Regions from separate parts of the Homo sapiens genome. Here regions 2, 3, 4, 5, 6 and 7 are each linked to region 1. The links are chromatin contacts, found by Hi-C or POLR2A ChIA-PET in ENCODE. All regions are on one chromosome and are shown on one strand. The core of a region is the stretch at or near the end of the contact, and the rest is flanking DNA. Distances in the headings are between cores, read along the strand shown. Region 1 holds the start of SPRED2 (sprouty related EVH1 domain containing 2). Region 2 holds the start of LGALSL (galectin like). Region 3 holds the start of AFTPH (aftiphilin). Region 4 holds the start of SERTAD2-AS1 (SERTAD2 antisense RNA 1). Region 5 holds the start of SERTAD2 (SERTA domain containing 2). Region 6 has its middle 77 kb from the start of SERTAD2. Region 7 overlaps LINC02245 (long intergenic non-protein coding RNA 2245).

The links. Hi-C counts contacts between places; a loop is a spot of excess contacts on that map. ChIA-PET counts read pairs that join two places held with the same protein, here RNA polymerase II (POLR2A). Pooled maps may share reads with other maps.
Region 2: a loop to region 1 is called in a map of ascending aorta, with 6 times the contacts of the local background. The contact joins the promoter of LGALSL here to the promoter of SPRED2 in region 1. A Hi-C loop is called at or near these places in 1 of 168 maps with a recorded cell type or tissue (ascending aorta) and 5 of 50 pooled maps. POLR2A ChIA-PET finds 5 or more read pairs at or near these places in 1 of 52 experiments (activated CD4-positive, alpha-beta T cell).
Region 3: a map of CD8-positive, alpha-beta T cell shows a loop between it and region 1 (25-fold over the local background). The contact joins the promoter of AFTPH here to the promoter of SPRED2 in region 1. A Hi-C loop is called at or near these places in 6 of 168 maps with a recorded cell type or tissue (CD4-positive, alpha-beta memory T cell, CD8-positive, alpha-beta T cell, PC-9 and 2 more), 3 of 37 single-sample maps with no recorded cell type and 21 of 50 pooled maps. POLR2A ChIA-PET finds 5 or more read pairs at or near these places in 1 of 52 experiments (H1).
Region 4: a pooled map shows a loop between it and region 1 (3-fold over the local background). The contact joins the promoter of SERTAD2-AS1 here to the promoter of SPRED2 in region 1. A Hi-C loop is called at or near these places in 1 of 37 single-sample maps with no recorded cell type and 3 of 50 pooled maps. POLR2A ChIA-PET finds 5 or more read pairs at or near these places in 1 of 52 experiments (activated T-cell).
Region 5: a map of heart left ventricle shows a loop between it and region 1 (4-fold over the local background). The contact joins the promoter of SERTAD2 here to the promoter of SPRED2 in region 1. A Hi-C loop is called at or near these places in 2 of 168 maps with a recorded cell type or tissue (gastrocnemius medialis and heart left ventricle), 4 of 37 single-sample maps with no recorded cell type and 11 of 50 pooled maps. POLR2A ChIA-PET finds 5 or more read pairs at or near these places in 1 of 52 experiments (HepG2).
Region 6: a pooled map shows a loop between it and region 1 (4-fold over the local background). The contact joins the enhancer-like site here to the promoter of SPRED2 in region 1. A Hi-C loop is called at or near these places in 1 of 37 single-sample maps with no recorded cell type and 3 of 50 pooled maps. POLR2A ChIA-PET finds 5 or more read pairs at or near these places in 1 of 52 experiments (Panc1).
Region 7: a pooled map shows a loop between it and region 1 (11-fold over the local background). The contact joins the enhancer-like site here to the promoter of SPRED2 in region 1. A Hi-C loop is called at or near these places in 15 of 37 single-sample maps with no recorded cell type and 9 of 50 pooled maps.

The regions. Positions count from the first base shown.
Region 1 is chr2:65,431,068-65,434,232 of GRCh38, reverse strand. SPRED2 (sprouty related EVH1 domain containing 2) reads left to right here and starts at 1,634. Exons shown (of 6, transcript NM_181784.3): 1 at 1,634-2,271. The coding sequence starts at 2,246. RefSeq lists silencers at 1,732-1,931, 2,702-2,751, 2,782-3,165.
Region 2 is chr2:64,452,440-64,455,604 of GRCh38, reverse strand. LGALSL (galectin like) reads right to left here and starts at 1,443. Exons shown (of 5, transcript NM_014181.3): 1 at 1,024-1,443; 2 at 190-261; 3 at 1-16. The coding sequence starts at 1,059. It overlaps LGALSL-DT (LGALSL divergent transcript), which reads left to right and starts at 727. Exons shown (of 3, transcript XR_002959392.2): 1 at 727-1,080. RefSeq lists silencers at 797-1,096, 1,187-1,256, 1,267-1,686.
Region 3 is chr2:64,522,679-64,525,843 of GRCh38, reverse strand. It overlaps AFTPH (aftiphilin), which reads right to left and starts at 1,516. Exons shown (of 10, transcript NM_203437.4): 1 at 1,232-1,516. AFTPH-DT (AFTPH divergent transcript) reads left to right here and starts at 1,689. Exons shown (of 1, transcript NR_136167.1): 1 at 1,689-3,165. It overlaps MIR4434 (microRNA 4434), which reads right to left and starts at 331; the gene lies at 279-331. RefSeq lists enhancers at 637-1,137, 1,138-1,638, 1,740-1,959 and silencers at 1,010-1,259, 1,270-1,349, 1,380-1,539.
Region 4 is chr2:64,635,301-64,638,465 of GRCh38, reverse strand. It overlaps SERTAD2-AS1 (SERTAD2 antisense RNA 1), which reads right to left and starts at 1,542. Exons shown (of 2, transcript XR_940172.3): 1 at 1-1,542. SERTAD2 (SERTA domain containing 2) reads left to right here. Exons shown (of 2, transcript NM_014755.3): 2 at 1,591-3,165. The coding sequence starts at 1,595. The coding sequence ends at 2,539.
Region 5 is chr2:64,652,419-64,655,583 of GRCh38, reverse strand. SERTAD2 (SERTA domain containing 2) reads left to right here and starts at 1,671. Exons shown (of 2, transcript NM_014755.3): 1 at 1,671-1,964. LOC124907776 reads right to left here and starts at 1,513. Exons shown (of 1, transcript XM_047446580.1): 1 at 361-1,513. The coding sequence starts at 1,304. The coding sequence ends at 873. RefSeq lists an enhancer at 97-256 and silencers at 1,038-1,857, 1,595-1,889, 1,998-2,327, 2,628-2,707.
Region 6 is chr2:64,728,977-64,732,141 of GRCh38, reverse strand. No RefSeq gene overlaps it. Among named protein-coding and RNA genes, the nearest start is that of SERTAD2, 77 kb to the right of the region's middle. Within about 2 kb of position 1,486, at least 33 of the 41 ENCODE cell types and tissues checked have a DNase peak (open chromatin) inside an H3K27ac peak, as active enhancers do.
Region 7 is chr2:64,913,765-64,916,929 of GRCh38, reverse strand. All of the region lies in intron 1 of LINC02245 (long intergenic non-protein coding RNA 2245), which reads left to right. Among named protein-coding and RNA genes, the nearest start is that of LINC02245, 17 kb to the left of the region's middle. RefSeq lists enhancers at 256-445, 1,359-1,438. Within about 2 kb of position 1,634, at least 6 of the 41 ENCODE cell types and tissues checked have a DNase peak (open chromatin) inside an H3K27ac peak, as active enhancers do.

The sequences.
Region 1 (3,165 bases), core at 385-2,884:
CGGCCTACTGAGTAGCTGGGATTATGGGTGCCCACCACCACACCCAACTAATTTTTATATTTTTAGTAGAGACAGGGTTTTGCCATGTTGGCCAGGCTGGTCTCAAACGCCTGACCTCAGGTGATCCGCCCACCTCAGCCTCCCAAAGTGCTGGGATTACAGGCATGAGCCACTGCGCCCAGCCTGAGGCAAATATTTAATCTCTTAACCTGTTCAGTGGTTGCTATTTAGTTAACATCGTATCTGGATTGTCCCATGGACATTCAAGAGGATGGAAAAGTCTACTGTGTTTGGAGAGCAGCAAGGGATAGGGACTATGTCTCTTGTTTCTTTTTCTTTCTTTCTTTCTTCTTCTTTTTTTTTTTTTTTGAGATGGAGTTTTGCTCTTGTTGCCCAGGCTGGGGTGCAGTGGCACAATCTTGGCTCACCGCCACCTTCACCTCCTGGGGTCAAGCGATTCTCCTGCCTCAGCTCCCGAGTAGCTGGGATTACAGGCACGCGCCACCACGCCCGGCTAATTCTGTATTTTTAGTACAGACGATGTTTCACCATGTTGGTCAGGCTGGTCTCGAACTCCCGACCTCAGGTGATCTGCCCGCCTCGGCCTTCCAAAGTGCTGGGATTACAGGCGTGTGCCACCGCGCCCGGCCGGGGCTGCTTCTTAACGCGAGAAATTCCATAATTTCTACGGAAATGCAAACGTTTCTGGGCTGTGCTGGGTTGACCTTTTTCTTTGCATGAGTAATGATTCTTAAAAACATCCGTTCCTTGGCCGGGTGCGGTGGCCCATGCCTATAATCCCAGCACTTTGGGATGCCGAGGCAGGCGGATCACGAGGTCAAGAAATCGAGACCATCCTGGCCAACATGATGAAACCCCCTCCCTACTAAAAATACAAAAATTAGCTGGGCGTGGTGGCGCGCGCCTGTAGTCGCAGCTACTCGGGAGGCTGAGGCAGGAGAATCACTTGAACCCAGGAGGTGGAGGTTGCAGTGAGCCTAGATCGCGCCACTGCACTCCAGCCTGAGGACAGAGCGAGACTCCATCTCAAAACAAAACAAAACAAAAATCCATTCCTCTATTGAGACAAAAAAGAAAAAAAATCACAAGATTCACGTGAAACGGAAAAGCCTCTGCCTTTCAGAACCTTGGCAAAGTCGAACCCCCTCCCCTCTCTGGTTGGGTTGGGCTGGAGAAGCCAGCCCCTGGCACCTGCGCCGCCCCTACCTTCCCACCCCGCGGTGGGGGTAGTTGTGCCTCTGAGCCTGAGCACCTCTTCAGCTGTTTTACTCCCTCCCCTCCCTTGAGTTTCCCATCTCTGCCCCCGCCCAACCCCCCGATTTTTAATCTTGGTGTTTGGAAGGAGGGAGGGGGCAAAAACGGGAGCCAGATGTGTACGAGTCCTCCGCTCCCGCCTCCTCCCTCCTCTCGGGCTTCCTAAAACCCGGAGCCCTAATCAAGGAGGATTCGGAGCCAGACGGTCGCGGCGCAAGCAAACAACTCGGCTCCGCGGCTCCCCCGGGAGTGGAAGCCAGGAGGGAGGGGGAGAGGAAGCGGGGCGTGCTCAGTAGGCGGGACAAAGTTTTTTTTTTTTTCTTCTCCCTTTTTTTCGGTCGCAAGTAGGAAGCTTTTTGCACTCCACCACCTCTGGCCGCTGGGAAGACGTCATCGCTTCCGCCCTACTTCCTCCTCCTGTTGGCGGCGGTGAGAATCCAATATGGAGTAAATCGGTGGAGTCGAGAGATGGGGCTCGGACGGGGCGCCCTGCACCGCCTCCCAGGCGCACCTCCCCCGGCCGCCGACCGCTCCCCGGAACCGTGATTGGCCCGGCCCCCCGGGGGCGACCCCGGACTGAGCCCCCCCACCCGCGGCCGGCGCTCTCCTCCTCCTCGCAGCAGTCCCTGCCGCTCCGAGGCGCGCTTGTTTTTCTCCTGCTCTCCCCCACCGCCGTCCCCTTCCCAAATCTCGCCCCCTCTGCCCGCTCCCGAGCCCCCGGAGCCTCCGCCCGCCTCTCCCCACGGCGCTGCGGCGTTCACTCCCCGCGCAGCCTGCCTTTGCACCCCTTCCCCCAAACCCTATCCCGCGCCCTGCTTCCCCTTCTGCTGCGGCGCCCTCTTCATCTCTAGCCGCCCCCCCTCCCCAAATCAGGCGATCTCCGGAGATGTGAAGAAGGGGGGCGAGCGGACAGGAAGATGAAGGGAGCAAAGCTGCCCGCCGCGGGACAGGCGTCTAGGTGAACAAGAAAATGACCGAAGAAACACACCCAGACGAGTAAGTTTGGTCGCGGGGTGGGACGAGGGTGCCCCTCAGGGGCAGCGTGGGGGCCGGGGCTGAGGATGCGGGCGGGGACGCTTATTGGGTGAACTTGGCGTGGGGTGCAGCGACTCGCTGACCTTTCGGCGTTGGGACGCGAGGCTTCCCTGCTTGTTGAAGTGAGGAGAGGGCAAAAACTGCTGCGGGCTGGCGGGCGCACGCCTAGGGTCGGCGGGCTGGTGGCAGCTCCGGGGGCCAAGGGCGTGCGGGTGACCTCCCGGCGGTCTCCGCTCCCTCTCGGAGGACTTACAGCTCCCCCGCCCCCGAAATCCTCGGCGGCTAGAGCGGAAGACCTGACACCCCCACTCCGGCTTCCCGGGGCTGGTGGGTTTTTGCACAGTGACTTTGTGACTCCCGCCGCCCCGCGAGCCCTGCAGTCCGCTCCGGAGCCCACTGGGGCCTAGGCTCCGCCATTTCGTTTTCTTGAATCGCTCTCATTTGCATACCACATTTTCATTCATAAAAAACACGGCGGAGCGAGAGGAGGACAGGCGCGGGCTGCGCGGGGGTCTGGTGCGCCAGGGTCCCCGCGCGGGCCGGCGTGCTGGAGCCGCCCGAGGGGCCCCGCGGCGCGTGAGTGCCTGTGCACGCGCTTGTGGCCGGCACACGCGTCCTGCGGGGTCGGGCGGCTCGGGGCGGACCGAGGCGTGTGCGGCGGGGGCGTGCGGGGCATCGCGCTGGGGGCGCGCGTGTGTGTGTGTGTATGTGAGTGTCCTCGCGGGTGCGCGTGCACGGGCTTGTGCCTGGCCCGCGGGCCCGAGGGGAACAATGCTCGGGGCGCTCCGCCGGAGGGATCCTGGGCCGCCCCGCGCGGGACCCGTGACTGTCGCCAGCCCGGGGCGGAGGTGCAGC
Region 2 (3,165 bases), core at 194-2,693, 980 kb after region 1:
CACAAAATGGAACTATCTGAAAAGGGTGGGAGAAGAAAAATGAATTTTACAGCCTGTTAGGGAAAAGCCAAGACCTCAGACCCTGAAGGCCTGACCCACTGGAAAATGCAATAAACAAATGAATAAAATTTTAAAAAGCAATGAGAAAGGAGGAAGGTACAGGCAGAGACACAGAGCAAAATCATTTACCAGTCGTGGGAAGTACACGTCCGCTTGAACTGGAGAGCTCAAAGAGTTGTTTAAATGGCCATCATCTAGTTTCTAAAAATAGAAGTACACAGATTGGCTTTCCATGGGCTCTTTTTTGGGGGGCTGGAGGAAGAACCCACACAGATGTGGTGGAATCCAGCAGCCTTCCACATGCACACAGTGTCTGCAGATGATGCCTCTTCACCGTCTCTTAGATAATCTCATCACCCCCGAACAAAACCCATCCTTTCCACCCGGTAGTTAAGCCTCTGAAGATCCGCAGACCCTTCAGATCCAGATCAAAATCAAGGTCGAGGTCCACCGAAGAGCCAGAGCCCCACGCCGGAGGAGGGCAGGCCCCTCTCCAACCGTAAACGCTTCTGGAAGCGCGGTGGGCCAGGCCTGTCCTTCGGGACGTGACTGAAGTGCAGCGGCCGTGCTCAACTTCTCTCGGGAGCCCCGGGCGCCGACCCATTTCCAAGGGGGAATCCCCGGTACGTCGGGGGCGGTGGCGGGGCGCGCGCCCCGGACACACTCACCCACGCGCACACCTGGCTGGCGGTTGCACGGCACAGAGGGGGCTGTCGGGCGTCCCTACCCGCCATCCTCCCCAAACTCCCTCCCCAGCCCAGAGCCCCGCAGCCCGGGAGCCTCTCCAGCCCCTAACACCGGCCGCGCGCAGCCAGCGGCTGCTAACAGGTACCGGGCGCCTTCCCACGCGCCGGGCGCCGGCCGGGCCTGCGGCTGCTCAGCACCCCAGCACTGCTGGAGCAGGCGGCGGCGGAGTGCGGGACGGCGGGGAGGGGCGCCTCGCGCGCGCCCTGCCACACTCACCACCACGGCATCGCTGTCGGCCACTGATCCCGCCATCTTCTTGCCCGGCGCGGCGGGGTACGTGGGACGCGGCGCGCGGGCGGGGATCCCGGGGCTGTCCTGCGCGGGGCGGGGGCGGGGGCGCGGGTCCGAGCTGGCGGCGGGCGCGCGCACACACGAGGGGGCGCGCGCGCGCGCGCCCGGGGCCCGGCGCCGACCTGGCAGGCAGAGCCTGGGAGGAGGGGAGGGGAGGGAGGCAGCGCGAGCTGGGAGGGCGAAGGTGCTTGCCGCGGCCCAGAACGGCCCCGGACCCGGGCCGACGGGGCTGCTTGCTGCCGCTGCCGCTGCCGCTGCCCGACCAAGAAAAGTGGCGAGGGCCGTGCCGCGTCGGCCCTGGGCAGCATTTAAAGGCCTCCGGGGCCCGGCTCGGGAACCGGGAACAGGGCGGGGACCCGGCGGGGCTGCCGCGGCTTGCTCAGCGGGCCCTGCCCCTCGGCCATTGGACGGTGGCGGAGGCCGGGGCGGGAGGGACGGGCCTGTCCGGGTCCGGGAGGGCGGGGGCCCTGTCGGCTCTCACCGGCCAGAGGGTGGGCAGGGCCGGGGCTGGAGAAGTGAGGGCCCGAGCCGGTCAGGTGACAGGTGCTCGTGCCACCCGCGCCCCTCCCTCCAGCCTCCTTCCTCCTGCCACGTCCTGGGCGCTGGTGGGGCGATGGGAGGCGAGGTCGAGGGAAGATTGGGTGCTGGGGGTGGTATTCCAGAGTGGGAGACTTGGCAGGATTTCTTTCAGAGAATTCCAACAAAATCGGGGGAAGGATTCATTCTGCTCTCTAGGGCAGAAAGAGAATGGAAGGTCTGAAGGCTTGCAGAAATAAATGTGTGACCTGAAAGAACGAAGCAGAGAGGACTCAAGGTAGGGACCTTTCTATCCCAGGAGGCTAGATACAGAAAGGTCGCTCTTCCCTGTGGAAGGACAGGCAGGTCTAGGGGTCCCTGGACTCTCTCGAGCAGGAGTCAAAGCCTTACCAAATCAAAGTGGGCGCAGTCACTGTCCTCAGAGAGCCTCCATTGAGCCCTGTTTTTAACAAGTCACTTGCCCAGTCTGGGGTAGTCAGCTTCTCACTGAAAATCTCCTCATACCCTTTGTGGAGTACTTCCCAGGGGATACACACCTCTTTTATTCAAGCCAGAAATTCCTTTATGGCATTTCCACACTAGGACGATTATGTAACTTCTCAGATAAAGCTGTATCAACATATCCTCTATTAGGTGACATCCTTGGCTGAAACATTCCATTGCATGAATCACCGGGGCGTTCTATGCTAATAAGCAGGGAGCATGTGTGACCTACTGCAGTCCCAGAGGGCCCCTCAGAGGCTCCTTTTTTTTTTTTTTTTTTTTTTTTTAAATTGAGACGGAGTCTCCCTCTGTGGCCCAGGCTGGAGTGCAGTGGCGCGATCTCAGCTCACTGCAACCTTCGCCGCCCGGGGAGGCTTCTTTCTTCTAGTCACTGCAATTGGCTGTGTGGCCTAGAACATCAATGTGGCTTTTGTGTCTTAGTTTTCCCTTTATGGACCAGAGCTAATGATGGTAATCTCAGTTGAGCAGGGAGAATTACCTGCACACGCCTGTAAGCCTCACTCATATCCTCTGGAAGTGGTTCTTGAACTAGATAGAGGCTAAAGCGCAGTACGCTTGTGGCTGCAGCACACTTTGTTTACCAGTCTTAGCTCAAAATCACACTTTATTACTTTAAAATGTTAGGCACTTATAGGAAATGATTGACATTTGAAAGCATACTTTAGTATGTATCAATTTCTGAGAGTCTGGTATAGAGAAGAAGCATTAAAGTGCAGTAGTTCTTTATCATTAACTGAGTGACACAATAAGGGTGACACTACATGTGATGGTGGTTAAAGAGCCGGTGTCTCGCGTTCAAATCCTGGCTCTACTATTCACTAGCTGTGTGATCTTGGAAAAATTACTAAACTTCTCTGTGCCTTAGTTTCTTCATCTGTGACTCAGAGATGACAATGATGATAATAATGCCTATCTCAGGTTATTGGGAAGATTAAGTAAATACCTTCCTTAAAACAGTATTGGGGACATAGTAAGCACTTATTATACCAAAATACTGAGTGCCTGCTGTATACCAGGCACTGGGGA
Region 3 (3,165 bases), core at 267-2,766, 910 kb after region 1:
ACAGATACTTTGTTTAAACAAATATACCTCTGCGAAGTGTTAAAAATGACTACTAAAAAAGCCAACATTTAAACTGGTAAAGCATATAAAATGTACGTGACTGTGTTAATTATATTAACATAATAATGTTGAAACATTTGTTGTCCCTAGAGTTTAGCATATATTTTAATGTCTAAGAGGTTAACTGAAAGCAACAATTAAGTGTAGCATCAAAGATAAACTCTGTGTCTCCCCTCCACCAAATAAAATCCTCGGAATAGGAGGTGGAAGGAAGACTTACACTGTAGGAAAAGTTGAAAACCAAAGTTCTACTTTACTTCTCCTAAAGTGAGAACTTTGAAACGGAACCATTACTTTTGTTTCATCCCCCCGCCCAGTAAAAAATTTACATGTATGAGTCAGTTCTTCCCTCGGCCCCAACAGAAAAGATTCAGTATAACCAAGCTATAACTTGCACAAAGCAACAAGGAAAAAAAAACCTTGCTATCCCCATTACTTTCCTAATAGAGCAAGGACCCTACCACCCCTCACTCCATACTCTGCCTCTGCCCCAAGCAAGACGCAGCACCTGCCAAACCAGGCACTTAAGGAATATGGTCCAACTTTTCAAACGCAAACTGGAGAGGAGACGCAGATAATTTCTTGAAGAGTGCAAGAAGACAGCAGAAAAGGTACTCTGAGGAAGGGATGCGTGAGCTTTGGGGCTGTCCCCTCTGCCTGTTGGAGGATTCCAAATTCGCTTGCTTCAGAGACCCTTGGAAGCAGCACACTCAGGTCGCGGCCAGCCTCGGGCCTCGGTGAAGGAGGCAGTGTTTACACCTGTCACGAGGGAGGGGGAAGGAGAGCGAAGAAGCCCAAGCAAAGCCCCAAACTTCTGAACAGCTCCCTGGAGAACGCAGCCAGCGCGGAGCTTTGGGAGGTGGAAGCAAAGGGGCAGGGAGAGCCGGCGGTGGCCGGGGAGGGAAGGACTCCCACTTACCCGGCCGGTGCCCGGGATGGCGAGGAGGGGGCCGTGCGCTTCGGGCGCCACCAGCGGCGTTCCCGCACTCGCCGCAGAAGAGAGCAGAGCCGGGAGCCCGCAGGCCCGCAGAGCCAGCTCCGTCCTCACAGCTCCCGGCTCCGCGGCGGGCAGATGCTCCCGGCCCGGGTGAGGGTCTGGCTGCTGGGCCGGGCCTGGTCCCCGCACCCTCTTTCCCCGGCGCAGCTAGGGGAGCGGAGCGGCGGCGCTTACCTGGCTCCTTCGGGGCGGCTGCGATGGGCATGGCTCAGGGGCCCGGGGAGGAACTGACTCCCCGGGGAAGGACCGTCTATTCCGACGCGGAACTGGTGAGAGCGGAAGGCCGGCTGCTCACAGCCCTGTCAGCGCAGCAGCACCATGGACGCCCACCCGGAGTTTCACCGCTGCCGCGGGACCCCCATCCCACTACCCTCCGCCCTCTTCCGCCGCCGCCGCCGCCTCCTCCACCTCCTCCGCGGAGACCCCCCGCCCACTCCACACACTCTCCCATCATGCAGCGGGGGAACCGCTGCCGCCGACACGTCACTTCCGGGCGCAGGTGGCTAGGTCGGGACCGGGCGCTGGTGGGTGCTGTGGGGTGGGGGAGGACACTCCAGGGGAATTGGTGTCACAGAACGCTTATCCCTGCGCAGGCGCTGTCGTGCAGAGCGCCGACCGCCATTTTGGGTGCGGGCAAGCTGCCCTTTCCTTTTACTTCCTTGCGAGTCATAGAGCTGTAGGGGGATAGACGTCTTCCCGCACTCAGGCGCCGGTTGAGGCTGCGCTCCTGGCGAAGGACAGGTGCTCCTTTCAGCCGGTTAACGTTCAGCTCAAGACCGGATTAAGTCTCTTGCTCTCCAAATAAAATTGTAAAGGTTTGGAAATATAGAACCACATTTTTACCAAAAACCTACTAGAGAGCATTCGTCAGCTTGCCCTTTTCGCCCCGAAAAACGACTTTTTCATTCACAGCCTGTCTCTTCCTCTTTTTAAATTTATGCCGACAGAGGAAGAAGCTGATATTTAACAAATAACAAGAGGTTGCGATAAATAGAATTTAAGGTGGGAAAGCAGCCGCCAAACTGACAAATCGTCTTCGAGACCGACAAGAAAATAGTAGTCCGGAATTTGGCTAATGGATGGAGAAGGTGGTCGTTTTTCATAGACCCTTACGGAGAATATCTAGTGAAGCTAAAGAGATCACCATAAACTTATGCATTCAAACGCATTTCTGGAACAGAGGTCGTAACCGATTTTGTTTCCATCATCAGTCCTGAACAGTTGATTATTTATATAATCAACTGTTATTTATATAAAGGTAATAAAAATATTACCTTTCCTCCTCCTTTACAATGAATATCTGTTAGAACACCTGCCAGTGTAACAATCAGACTACAAGGCTACAGGATTATGATTACTGTCTCGGATGATGAGCCCGGGGTCCTACAAATCATGACCCCCGCCGGCCCCTCATTCTGCCCATATTTGCCAAACGTCTGCATCAGTAATTTGAATAATTTAAAATAGTTCCAAAACAGCAAAGCTCAGCAGTTACGCAAAGAAACAAGAATGGAAAACATCCCCTCAGGCACAGAGAAGTGTCCACCCCTTTGGGTGGAGGAATTATACAAATCAGGAGAAAGATAAGGACAATAGCAGTTCATCACGATTTATCCCGCCTCTGCAATGTTCTAGACAAATTAACTCGGAGCGCTCCAATGGACCCGCATTTGTCTCTTTACTATTCAATCGCTGTAAGATATACGGAGACTGCATCACTTTAAATGGGAGTATCAATTGCTTTGTGGTTATGCTGGATTTTGTGTTATTGCTCAGTCACTAAAGTAAGAAAAATCTATATGGCTTGTCAAATTTATGCCTATTGTATTTCGCCCCCTGCTGGTTTAGCTCGTGTGCAAGCTTGAATTTGTGTGTGTGTAGAAACTAGAAATTGATTTTAAACGAACACATGCTTGTTTTCATTTTACAGCTCTACTAAACAGAAATATCAAAATAAGAACATATGACTAGACCTTAAAGCAGACCCTACACTAAGAACATGTTTAAACTAAATGAATTTAAACTGCACTCCAGCCTGCGCGACAGAGTGAAACCCTGTCTAAAAAAAAATTAAATTAAATTGCACACCCCCCATCAGCTTACAATTT
Region 4 (3,165 bases), core at 293-2,792, 800 kb after region 1:
TGAGAAAGAAGTTCTGTGAAGTTTATATTCCATTTAGCCTTATTTCTTTAGGTCGAGACTTGAAATTCAAAATGGTGATCAGGTGTAGGAGGGGCTATTTAGCCTCTTGAAGGCCAGGGTGTTCATGTGGGACTCCCCACTGGGCCTGGCCAAATGCCTATGACAGTGTAGATGTGGATAAGTTATTAAAGGATTGAATGAGGTGTGATCAATCAGCTGAAGCAGTTCATTAAAAGGTAAGTGGCATTTAGAAGAGAAATTGAATAACTACAAAGCAGTTGCCTGTATATGAAGACATGAGAGTGAGTCACACTGAGGACAGGATTAGCAGGAGTCCCTGAGAGTGCTGTAGCTGGAGGCGGGGACGGTGAGGGAGCAAGCATGGGCCTGGCTTCATTCGAACCACGATCCTGGTCCGAACACCAAAAGACAGGTTTCTTGTTAAATGGTTAGAAAGTGAGATCTTTGAGGCAAAGGCTAATGAACTTGAGATTGTTCTGTTTAGACAGTAGAAGTTCTGAAAGGAGGTTGTGACGATGTCACATGATCTTGGAAAGTTGGAAGGCCCACTCCCCAGAAGGTGACAACCAGTTGATAAAATGTATTCACTAAGGCCAGAGCAAGAGAGGACACAGCCTGGCCTGTGAGCAGCAGGCAAGATGGGGCAGGAGTTCCTGGCTGCAGTTTTAAAATTCAACCCATTACCAGATTCTCAGGGTCTGAGATATGAGGTCATGGTTTCCTCAAAATATGCATGTATCTCTGGAATCACAGGAGGTAGTTTGTTAGGAAATGTCTCGAGTACCCAAACAGCAATGCTTATAATCAGAGCTAATTACTTCAAAATTAATCCAGTTGTCTTCAAACATAACTGTGTGTGGATGAAGTTGAGCCAAGGAAGAACTTAGGCTGGGACATACGCATTCCTCCCCTTGATTCTAAATGAAAAGTGGCGGCGGCTCAGTCACTGTGGTCATTTAACACAGGTGCAGTGCTTCACCACATGTCCCCAACCAGGCAGAAAGACTCCGTGCTTAATGAGGAAGGAAAAGCATTTTGAAAGCACACACAGTTCTACCCAAATTATACATGTTACCTTTCTTTAACTTGGTTCTTTTAATCCTTTAAGAAGTGCTCAAGCTGTAATCTATGACACCTGTATCTGTTTAGGTCATAGCATTGTAAGTGTTTTCTTGGGCTTTAAAAATAAATCTACGTGGGGGAGGGAAATCGAACCTGCATGATAATCTTAGGCATGCGAACACAAGCACATGAGCTGAGAAAGTCAAAATCATGGTTTCCATGGTAATTCTTAACTTGTCTGTGTCGTACACATTTCTCAAGAAATACACTCACCAGACTACCTAGTGATAAAAATTGCTCCACAGGCATACAAAGGTGGATTTTCTAACTCTCTCTTATTGTAAAAGGTCTTCCTTCCTCCCACCCCTAATTAATCCACGTGTACTTGTAAATAACCCTGGGCAGGAAACTGAGGTCCAAGTCCTGCCCTCTAAATCAGTCTCTTTTTTTATGGGAGAAATCAGCTTTCATGTGATTAATGCCATTTCCTCTCTCTCCCCTCTGCAGATATATGTTGGGTAAAGGAGGAAAACGGAAGTTTGATGAGCATGAAGATGGGCTGGAAGGCAAAATCGTGTCTCCCTGTGACGGTCCATCCAAGGTGTCTTACACCTTACAGCGCCAGACTATCTTCAACATTTCCCTTATGAAACTCTATAACCACAGGCCCCTGACAGAGCCCAGCTTGCAAAAGACCGTTTTAATTAACAACATGTTGAGGCGGATCCAGGAGGAACTCAAACAGGAAGGCAGCCTGAGGCCCATGTTCACCCCCTCCTCCCAGCCCACCACCGAGCCCAGCGACAGCTACCGAGAGGCCCCGCCGGCCTTCAGCCACCTGGCGTCCCCGTCCTCCCACCCCTGCGACCTCGGAAGCACTACGCCCCTGGAGGCCTGCCTCACCCCGGCCTCACTGCTCGAGGACGACGATGACACGTTTTGCACCTCCCAGGCCATGCAGCCCACGGCTCCCACCAAACTGTCACCTCCAGCCCTCTTGCCAGAAAAGGACAGTTTCTCCTCTGCCTTGGACGAGATCGAGGAGCTCTGTCCCACATCTACCTCCACAGAGGCGGCCACGGCTGCGACTGACAGTGTGAAAGGGACCTCCAGCGAGGCTGGCACCCAGAAACTCGACGGTCCTCAAGAGAGCCGCGCAGATGACTCAAAACTGATGGACTCTCTGCCTGGGAATTTTGAAATAACGACGTCCACGGGTTTCCTGACAGACTTGACCCTGGATGACATCCTGTTTGCTGACATTGATACGTCCATGTATGATTTTGACCCCTGCACTTCCTCATCAGGGACAGCCTCAAAAATGGCCCCTGTGTCTGCCGACGACCTCCTCAAAACTCTGGCTCCTTACAGCAGTCAGCCTGTCACCCCAAGTCAGCCTTTCAAAATGGACCTCACAGAGCTGGACCACATCATGGAGGTGCTTGTTGGGTCCTAAGACCCAGGGACCCAGCGACTATGCCCACCCAGACCCCAGAGCGTTCCCATAACCCTGACAGTTCTCCACACTGTGCATGCACCCTTGCTTGCCTTTTTCAGAGAAAAAGAAAATTTTACAACAGGATCACACTAGTTTTTGCTTTGAGCAGAGTTGGAGTGCCTTCATCCAAGTATGACCACTTTTAATACACTTTTTTGAGTGGTTCCTCAGAGACCTACTACCCTGGTATAGGAAAGAATCCATTTGAAGACAATGTTGCAATGTTGAATGACAAAAATAAACAGTTCAAGTGAAGCACAAGGATTAAGTTGGAAAAGCTGTAAATTGCATGTGCATATTTGTCTATTTTTTCTATAAGTTTTATTGCAAGAGGTAAAGAAGAAAACTATATATATATATCTTATTTAGATAATCTCAGTACCTTTTCTGGCATTTTTGCCCTGTATAGGTTGACTTGGCAATTCGGCCTTTTTAGAGGCATTAACTACTCCTCGTAAGTGTTGCATTTACATGGCTGTTTAGAAAACTGCTGCCCAAATTTATTTTATATTTTTGTACAGATTCTGCAGTTTATGATATTGTTTTTCTAAAAACAAATGCTGTTTATACATATGAGATAGCTA
Region 5 (3,165 bases), core at 422-2,921, 780 kb after region 1:
TTCAATGGCTTTTCCTTAAAGTGAGCACTGAAAGTATAAGTGAGTGGGTGGTTAGGAAACTGTTAGTAGTTAATGCCCTCTCTAAACTGCAGAACTCTGGAAATGAAAAATATCTTCGCTTCACAGCAAAATGTTTGAATGTTATGCCACTCAGGCGCAAACTGAGCAAGACCTGCAGAGGGCCGGTGAGCACAGCTTCCATAATATGTCATTTTGAATGCCATTATAATGAGACTTTGCAAAGATATCCACAAATAATTAGCTTTTGGCTTAGGTTATACTGTATAAGACTTTAATTATACTGAGGGTCCAGTAAAAACCTTTTCCATCCTCCTTAAAGATAAAACAAGAAGCGTTGTCTCCTCTATCAACATTTCAGCACAAGTTTAATTTCGATGAGATCATCAATTTGATTGATAACAAATCATTACAGAACAGTTTAAACAAGTCTAAATTTCTCTTGATGTTAACGACTTACAATCGCCTTTATGTTAGGTCTTAAAGCTTTATTATTCTTAAATACAACTAGTATAGTGGACCATTAAACTCCAAAGTGATCTGAAATGATATTGATTGGGGTGGCAGCCAAAATTTTAAGGTGCCTGCCTGCATTGCCTTTTACATCTTGACGCTGAATGCACGTGTAATTTTTAAAATAATCATTAATTTTCCAGTGGAACCATCTATCTGGCCTCTTTCCCTAGTGCTCTTAAATTCTCACCATTTGGGCATACACACATTCTCTTCCAACTAGTATAAATTTCCCTGGTAAATTTAAGTAGTTCCAAGCATAAGCTTACTCCACGGGAGGGAAAGGCTATCAATGTGAAACTTGTGGGCAGAGGACTGCGCCTCCGACCTGGCTGCGTCTCCTAGCTTGGCTTCCCTCCTGCCGGGTCTGCACCGAGCCCCGGCCGGCCCCGAAGGATGCAACTCGTTCGGTCCGGCTCCCAAAGTGCCGTGGACTTGGTGACCCACTTCTCGTGTCGGGCTGAGGCCACGCGGGCAAGGGACTTTTTCTGTCCCCGGCTCACGGCTGGAGCCCCCATCCTGCCGTTCGGACCAGTGCGGGCCTCGGAGGAGTGTCCCGCAGCGGACCCCCGCCCAGGAACCCCTGCAGGCAGCGAGACGGGCGCCCGGGCCAGCTCTCTGCCCCTCGCCCCCCGCGGGGACCCTGCCCGCCCCGCTGACCGGCCCCACGTTGCCAAATAGCTCAAATGCTTGTCATATTTGCGGTCGCGCGGCTCCGCGGGCTGTGCACGCGCTGCACTCGCCGCCGCCTTTGTCACCAGCCGCTTCGTCATTCGCCTGAGCACTTCTAGAGTGTGTAGGGGGCGTTACTAGTGGCAGTGGTGGTCCTCGGGCCGGAGTGTCTCCTTCTGTCTCCCCTCCTCTTTCAGCCCGTCCTTACGAGAAAATCAGGGGCGCGCCGGCCCGGCAGGGAGCTGGGGGCGGCGCTGCCACCAGGCGCCCACTGCGCCCCGCCGCCCCTTCCTGCTCCTCCTGCGGCCGCGGCCGGCCGCGGCCGGCCCCGGCCTTTATCGCGCCTCCCGGGACCGCCGGGGAGAGGCGGGCCGGGGCGGGGCCGGCGGGGGCGGGGTCGGGCGGCCAGGGGCGGGGCCTGCGGCGCCGGGGCCCGGAGCTCGCGGGAGGCTCGCGGGCCGCACGTCACTCCTGCACGGCGAGTGCTGGAGCACGACGTACCGCTCGCTCGGTCAGGGCGCCCCCTCCGCCCGCCTCCTGCTTCCTCCTCCGCTGCCTGCCGCCGCCGCCTCCACCATTGTATAATGCTCGGGGCGCGCAGGCAGAGAACGGCGGAGTCTTAGCTTCAGCCTCGCCTGCTGCCCGCTCCCCGGCGCCACCCTCGGGCCCCTGGAGCGGGGCACTCCGCATGGAGCGGGAGTAGCTGAGGAGTGGGCGGAAACCCCTCCTGATGCGTTAGTTCCCAGGTGGAGCTGCATGTGGTAAGTTCTCCCGGCGTCGGGCTGGAGGGGATCCGCGGGCGCGGGGGGCTCCGGGTGGATGGGGGGCCGGTGTTGGGACTCGGCCAGGGCTGGGAGAGCCCGGAGGGCGGAGGAGGGGCCGGGCGCCGCCGCGGGAGGGAGCCGGGGACGGAGCAGGTACGGGAGGAGCGCTCCCTCCCGCGGCCCCGGTCCGGGCCCCGCGCTCTCGGACCCCCGGCGCCTGCGGGCTGAGCCGCTGGGGGGCAGGGCCGGGGTCAGGAGGGGGTCGGGAGCTCGGAGAGCCGAGCGGCGGGCGGGGGCGCCTGGAGCTGTCGCCTCTACAGCTGGGATGTGTGTGCGCGTTGTGGCGGTTGTGTTGTTGTGAACGTGCGAGACTTTTTTTAAGGCTCGGATTGCTGGCGCGAAGGCTGCTTCACTTTTGAGTTCCGTGGCCGGGTTTGCATCCAACTTACTGTAGTGCGTTTTTGTGAATTTCCCGGTGTTTTTTTTAATAATGTTGAAAACCTTCCTCTCCACCCTCTTTTCTTTCGTCCATGCCCAAATGAATTGATTTGGGATCTACATGTATATTAAACTTAACGTCTCGTTGGTTTTTAAGTTAGAAATCTACAAGTCATCTTCGTGGTAACCGCCTATGACTGAAAGGGAGGGGGCTGAGGGGAGCCAGCTGTCCCAAGCCCTAGACTTTGTACCAGTAAGAGAGGGGGTGTCGTCACAGGGCCACTACATGGACAGAAAATCGTATTTTGTTTTGTTTTCTTGGCTATAAGTTACCTTTAGCAGAAGTGGTAGTAATAGATTGCGATGGGAGTCGAGTTTTAGGTTTAGTTTCTAAGTTTCACGAAAATATCAGGTATAGTTTGCATTGGAATAACTTTTTGCTTGCAAGCCGAGTCGTTTCAGGAGGTAGAAAGTAAGTTTTCACAGACACTGAATGGGGAGGACAGTCAGCAGAGTGAGACAGCCAGCCTCAGACCACAGCAGTTTTTATTTGAATCGAATTGGGCAGCCTCAGTTGGGCTTAGGGTAGAGAGTACATGTTTTCAAGCTTTGTTCATGAAATACGCTTTTTGATTTCCCAATGTATGTTAAGAAATATCCATAATGTGTGTAAAGAGGCTAGAAGTTGTAGTCACCAGGATTCCTGAGGCCCTAAGTGTTCACAGTAGCTTTTTGTAGTTAGAGACTAGTCCCTGACAAG
Region 6 (3,165 bases), core at 237-2,736, 700 kb after region 1:
CACATTTTTCTACAAAGGTGTTTGGCATCTGGATTAGCACTTATGTTGGGGAGGAACCCTGGGATAGATAGCTCTTTAGGTTTCTTGACGTGTTTAGGATATGTGGCTAATGTTACTTGCTGGCACCAACCCTGAAAAAGTTGAACTGGTGTCATACTTTTTATGCTCCTGTTATGTCTAACTATAAAATGAAGGAAGTGCTCATGGCACTTCCCCCTTATTTAGTGAGTTCTCCTCCGCAGCTCTCAGAGGAGATGGCCAGGGTCCGGCTGAATGCGCAGTCCATGTTTCTGTTCTTTTCTAGTTCCTGTAATGTAATGTTGCATAAAACTTTCACTCGTTGTCTTCTTTTTTTCTTATGTCCTCTTAAAAATTGAAAAGTAGTATTTTCTATTATCATCACCATTTCTCATACACTGAGAATAAGGACCATCTTGGCTAAGTGTTTGACCTAGGATTATATGTAATGAACTGCAGAGCCAAAAACAGAACTTGGGATTCTTTCTGGGCTTCATTTTATTCCTGAGCCATAGTTTCTCCTTTCTTCAGCTACACTTAAAACAGGACCAAAGAAACTAATTTCCAGGGACCAAGAATATTTCCCACATCTCTTCCATCTCTTCTTCAGTGTTCCAGTGTTAGGATTTACACGAGATTTATTGTCTGAGGTAAAGTTTCATTGCCAGTTATAAACACGATCCGCTCCCATATTATTCCTGATTTGACTGCTGTCCCAGAAGGTGATGGATAGTTGAAGAAAGATTATAATGAAAGCAGCCCCTATTTTCTTTTTTGCCCTCTAAATTTGATTTAACAGGCTGCTTTCTGCCAGGAAATTTCATGAATGGGCAAATGTTAATAAGCCAGATTTTTTTCCTGTTTATAGTAATAAATGTAACAAAATATCTCCCCAAAGTGGATTCAGTTAGACTATGTTAGTACTTGAGTGAGTACTTCCTGAACTTATAGGAGGAAGCAACTGCAACCACTCTGAAAATGAAGTGGTTCCTATAAAACTTGGTTACTGCAGTCTGAATATATTTCATGCTTTGAAATATTTTGTCCATAGTTCTTTTGTTAGTGAATGTAGAGCTTGAGGAGAGTTCTGTAAAAACTAGAATCAACTGTTTTGCTTTCAAAATGCTTTTTAAAAATCAAACTGAGGATAAAGTTGCCGAATGACAGGTTTTCCCCGCTTTCAGAGTAACAAAAGTGAAAGTTGCATTTTGATCAATTTTGCTTAGTCTTCTTAGTGAAATCGTAAGATCCAAAGTACATGCTGTTGTGCACACACCAAGCAGTTAAGCAGTTTTGTTGTTTTAGTGCCGCTGAACGTGAACTGGTGCATGTCCACACATGCCACGCATAAAGAGTCCATTCTTGCTCACGTGCAGACTGAGAAGCCTGGCCATAGAGGTCTTGGGCTCAGTGGAAATTGGCAGCCTCTCTTCTCCTGTAAACAACAGCCTGACGTCACCCCATGCAGTGGTGATAGCAGACCCACTTCAGAGATTCCCAATTGACAGAGCTGTGGAAGGGCTGGCTTTGATCATCTTCAGTCACGCTTGAGTGAATGCAATGCAGAGAAATTTGTTAATGTCAGAAATACTGGAGTAGCCCTTTAAAACTGTTTTTAAAATACTTATCTGTGAATTTTCACATGTAATCCCAACAACAAATCTGTGTGATCAGCAAGAGAATTGTGGCTATTCCTATGTTAGAAATGTGCCAATTCAAGTCCAGAGAATAAAAAAGTTAGTAAATGGTGGTGGAATGACTGAAATTCAGGCCTTCTAAACCCTGCCTTGTCTCTCTTTCCACTATATTAAATAATTTCTGTAGAATAGTAATTGTTAATTGTTCCATTCTGCTATTTCCTCTCCCATCTAAAATGTGTGGGGTGATGATTTATGAGTTTTCTTTTTTTCCCCAGTCAAGACATCTGTGCATTAACATCAGATACACTCTTTCTGCATTTGGGAACTCCTAGACAATAAGGTAACCCACTCCTCTGCTTCTGAGAGAGCCTTTGAAAAATCTAACATAAGCCTACACTCACAACTTAATTGGAAAGATTTATTAACAAGATGATCCTGTTGCTCATTTGGCTTCTGAAAGCTACATAAAATTGAGAGGATGAATCGTCGTAATTCTTTTGTGTTGTTAACTGGAAGAGACAAAACCAACATGAAAGGACTGCTCTATTAGTTAGAAATCAGAATTTTATTGGGGGAGGAGGAGAAAGTTGAATAGCCACTGGTGAAAATATAACTTATTTGTTATATGAAATAGTTGTCTTTTCTCATGTGCCCACTTCTGGTTTATTTTCAGGCAGTTACAAAAAGTAGAAAAAGAACTATTACCTTCCATGATTTATATAGTTGCATATATGATTTGGGAATACTTCAGGCTGTAGGTAGCTCTTGGTTTTCTGTTTGTGACTAAGTTAGTTTTTCAGGGTGACATTAAGAATAGGCAGGAAGAGTGCTTAGATATCTGTGGATTATCCATAGTGAAGTATGTGGACCTTCTCTGCTGAATGCCCGGAACTTGGAGCAGCTCACCTGGGAGGTGTATGTTTAGGGAATACAAATTTATGTTGATTTTAGTTTACCCTAGACTGAAAATGTATTAACATCCTATACATTAAAGCAAATGTAGTTTTAAAAAATAAACGGCTTTTTAAAATGTACTTTGGCAGATAGCAAGCACTCAAAAAAAAGAGTTTTAAATAAAGCTGTGATAATCAGAAGTTAATTATTTAGCAACCTCAGTAAGCTAGCATCTATACAATAGTTGACTAAAATATACCCAAGAGAAAAAGTACATTTGGGCTGGGCGCGGTGGCTCACGCCTGTAATCCTAGCACTTTGGGGGGCCGAAGCAGGAGGATCACCTGAGGTCAGGAGTTCGACACCAGCCTGGCCAACATGGTGAAACCCCGCTTCTACTAAAAATACAAAAATTAGCTGGGCCTGGTGGCGTGTGTCTGTAGTCCCAGCTACTCGGGAGGCTGAGGCAGGAGAATCACTTGAACCTGGGAGGCGGAGGTTGCAGTGAGCCAAGATTGCACCACTGCACTCCAGCCTAGGCGACTGAGCAAGACTTCGTCTCAAAAAAAAAAAAAAAAAAAAATTTTGGGTGAAAGAAATGTATCTTACTGAA
Region 7 (3,165 bases), core at 385-2,884, 520 kb after region 1:
CTGCAACCTCCGCCTCCTGAATTCAAGCGATTCTCTTGCCTCAGCCTTCCGAGTAGCTGAGACTACAGGCACCTGCCACCACGCCTGGCTAATTTTTGTATTTTTAGTAAAGACGGGGTTTCACCATGTTGACCAAGCTGGTCTTGAAGTCCTGACCTCAGGTGATCAGCCTGCCTTGGCCTCCCAAAGTGCTGGGATTACAGGCGTGAGCCACTGTGCCCAGTCTGAGCCCAGTCTACATTTCTAAGGGCTCCTAGGTAATGTGGTGCTGCTGGTTCGTGGACCACACTTGGAGAGGTGAGGCCCTAGAGCAGCTGTCCAGTAGAACTTTCTGTGATGGTGGAAGTGCTCTAACTCTGCGCTGTGTCATACATCGCCACTGGCTGCAGGTGCTATGGAGCACCTGAAACATGGCTACTGCAACAGAGAAATACATTTTAATTTTAGTTCATTTAAATTAATTTGAATTTAGCCACATGCACATAGTGGCCTCCATACTGGATAGTGCAACATCCATCATGAGTGGGGGCTCAGGCTTGTCATTCAAGAGCCAAAATACCATGGTAGGTTAAAGCAAGACTATATAGGGTAACAAATTTTTGGAGTCATTAGAGATAGTATATTCAACACTGCTGTTTTACATATAAGGAAACTGGCCAGAGAGGCAAAGTGACTTGTTGCAGAGCCACAGAGCTGTTCCTGGCAGAGGGAAGGCTTCAGGTTCAAGGACAGCATTCTCCCTACCATGCCACATTTTGTTCTAGGCCCACTGACCTTCAAAAGAAAAATGTACATTTCCAATTTTGGGAAATCCAAGCTGGGTGTGGTGACATGTGCCTGTAGTTCCAGGTGCCCAAAAAGCTGAGCTGGGAGGATCATTTGAGCCTGGGAGGTTGAGGCTGCAATGAGCCGTGATTGCACCACTGCACTCCAGCTTGGGCGACAGAAGGAGACCTTGTCTCTAAAAAAAAATAATAATAAAAAAAAATAAAAGAAAGAAAATCCTCTATAAACAAAATGTAGCTGTTGGTAATAGTCAAATGCTATTTATTACTTTATACAACGTTTGAGGCAGTTAACCAGGTTTAAATGTTATCCAATTTCCTGAGGGAATTAACTGATTTTTGGCTACATTTGCAAGACCTGCATCACACGAAAAGAATCATCCCTTTTTATGGGATGTTTTGCAACACGAAGTTCTCTGGCAAAACCAAATTAAGACCAACCCCTGTTCAGGCCTCCCTGGTGTGTAGCTGGTGTCTTACCACATGGACTTCAGTGGGTACAGGTGTGCAAAGCAGTGATGGTACTCAGACAGACAACTGAACAGGTTGTTCTGTATCACACTGGAATGAAGGATTTACTTGATCTTTGAAAACATTTTTTTTCTGGTTGTAAGGCAATATATGTACATTATATAGAACTTGAAAATTGCGGGGAAAATACTGTGTTAGTTATTTGTTGTTGTGTAACAGGTTATCTCCAAAACCCAGCAGCTTAAAATATCAAACATCTGTTATCTCACTATCACTGAGAGCAGCTCAGCCAGGTGGTTCTTTTCTTCCTCTTTTATGGTCTCGTCTGAAATATGCTGGGTAGTTCTGACTCAGGGAGTCTCAAGAGGTTGCAGTCCAGATGTTGTCAGGGCTATTCTCATGTGAAGCCTTGGCAGGTTGCAGGATCTGCTGCTTTTTCAGCGTTGTGATCATAGCTCACTGCTGCCTTGAACTCCTGGGCTCAAGTAATTCTCTAGCCTCAGCCTCCCAACTAGCTGGGACTACAGATGGATTGCATCAGTGGCCTGCTAGGGTCTGGTTCTAAGCTCACTCATGTGGCTGTTGGCAGGAGGCCATGGCTGGGCCCCTCTATAGTGCTTCTCAGGACAAAATTTCCCTTAAGAATAAATGATGTGAGAGAAAGAGCAAGAGAGACAGTGTCCAAGATGGAAACTACAGCCCTTTATATAGCCTCAGTGGGGAGTGACGAACCTTCACTTCTGCTGTATTCTATAGGTCACCCAAACTCGCCCTGTTACAGAGTGGGAGAGGGCCACACAAAGGTCATGAGTACCAGAGGTGGGGTCGAAAATAAAACTCACCTGCAACCTCACTCTCCATAAACAATCACCGTGACATTATGAGGTGATTCCATATACATCTATTTACATGTACAGATTTTTTTCTGACTCTTACTTCATATGTTATTGTCCATATTTCCCCTCTATCTCCCTTTTCAGATGGAAATCCAGCTTTATTTAACCTCCTTTCCCTGAGGAAGAGGTACATTCAATGTTTATTATTATTATTATTACTTTGAGACAAAGACTTGCTCTGTCGCCCAGGCTGGAGTGCAGTGGTGTGATCTCGGCTCACTGCAACCTCCGCCTCCCGGGTTTAAGCAATTTTCGTGCTTCAGCCTCCTGAGTAGCTGGGACTATGAGCACGCATCACCACACCCGGCTAATTTTTGAAATTTTTTTTTTTTTTTTAGTAGAGACGGGGTTTCACCAGGTTGTCCAGGCTGGTTTCTGGTTTCCATGTTGCTGGTATCCCCTTATTCGATTATTTCAGCAAGGCTGATGTACTTCTTCCTCTTGAAAAACTTAAACTCATTCAAGAGTATGTGTTCTGAGGGGCAGGTGGGAGAGAAGGAAGAAGGCAGAAAGGAGAGGTGAGAATGGGGGGTGGGTGGTGTGGCAAGACTTCCGGGGTGACGCTGCAGAGGGTGCCTCTGAGGAATCGAGTCTCCGGGCCCACCAAGATTGATTCGTGTACCCCAGCCAGATGGGGGGCTTCCACGGACTGTGTGGAGTGGAAGAAGGCTGTATCCATGGACTCAAAAATCACAGGAGAATGCCAGTGTTTTGCAGCTATGGACGAGAGACCCCAGCACAACCATGGCAGTGGGAAACCCTAAAAATAACTGGGGACAAATTTTTATCAGGATGAATGAGAGCTCAGAGGCAGGACTAAGTTGATTAAAAGGAAATAAAGGAATCAAATATGTCTTGCCCATATAGTTTGTGGACTTATTCATACCTGCTACACACACACACACACACACACACACACACACACACACAACATTCTTTTCAAACTGTCATTTGTAGTCTTATTTTTGTATCTACCTTTTTTTCACTTCGTTTATGTAATGGACATGATGTAA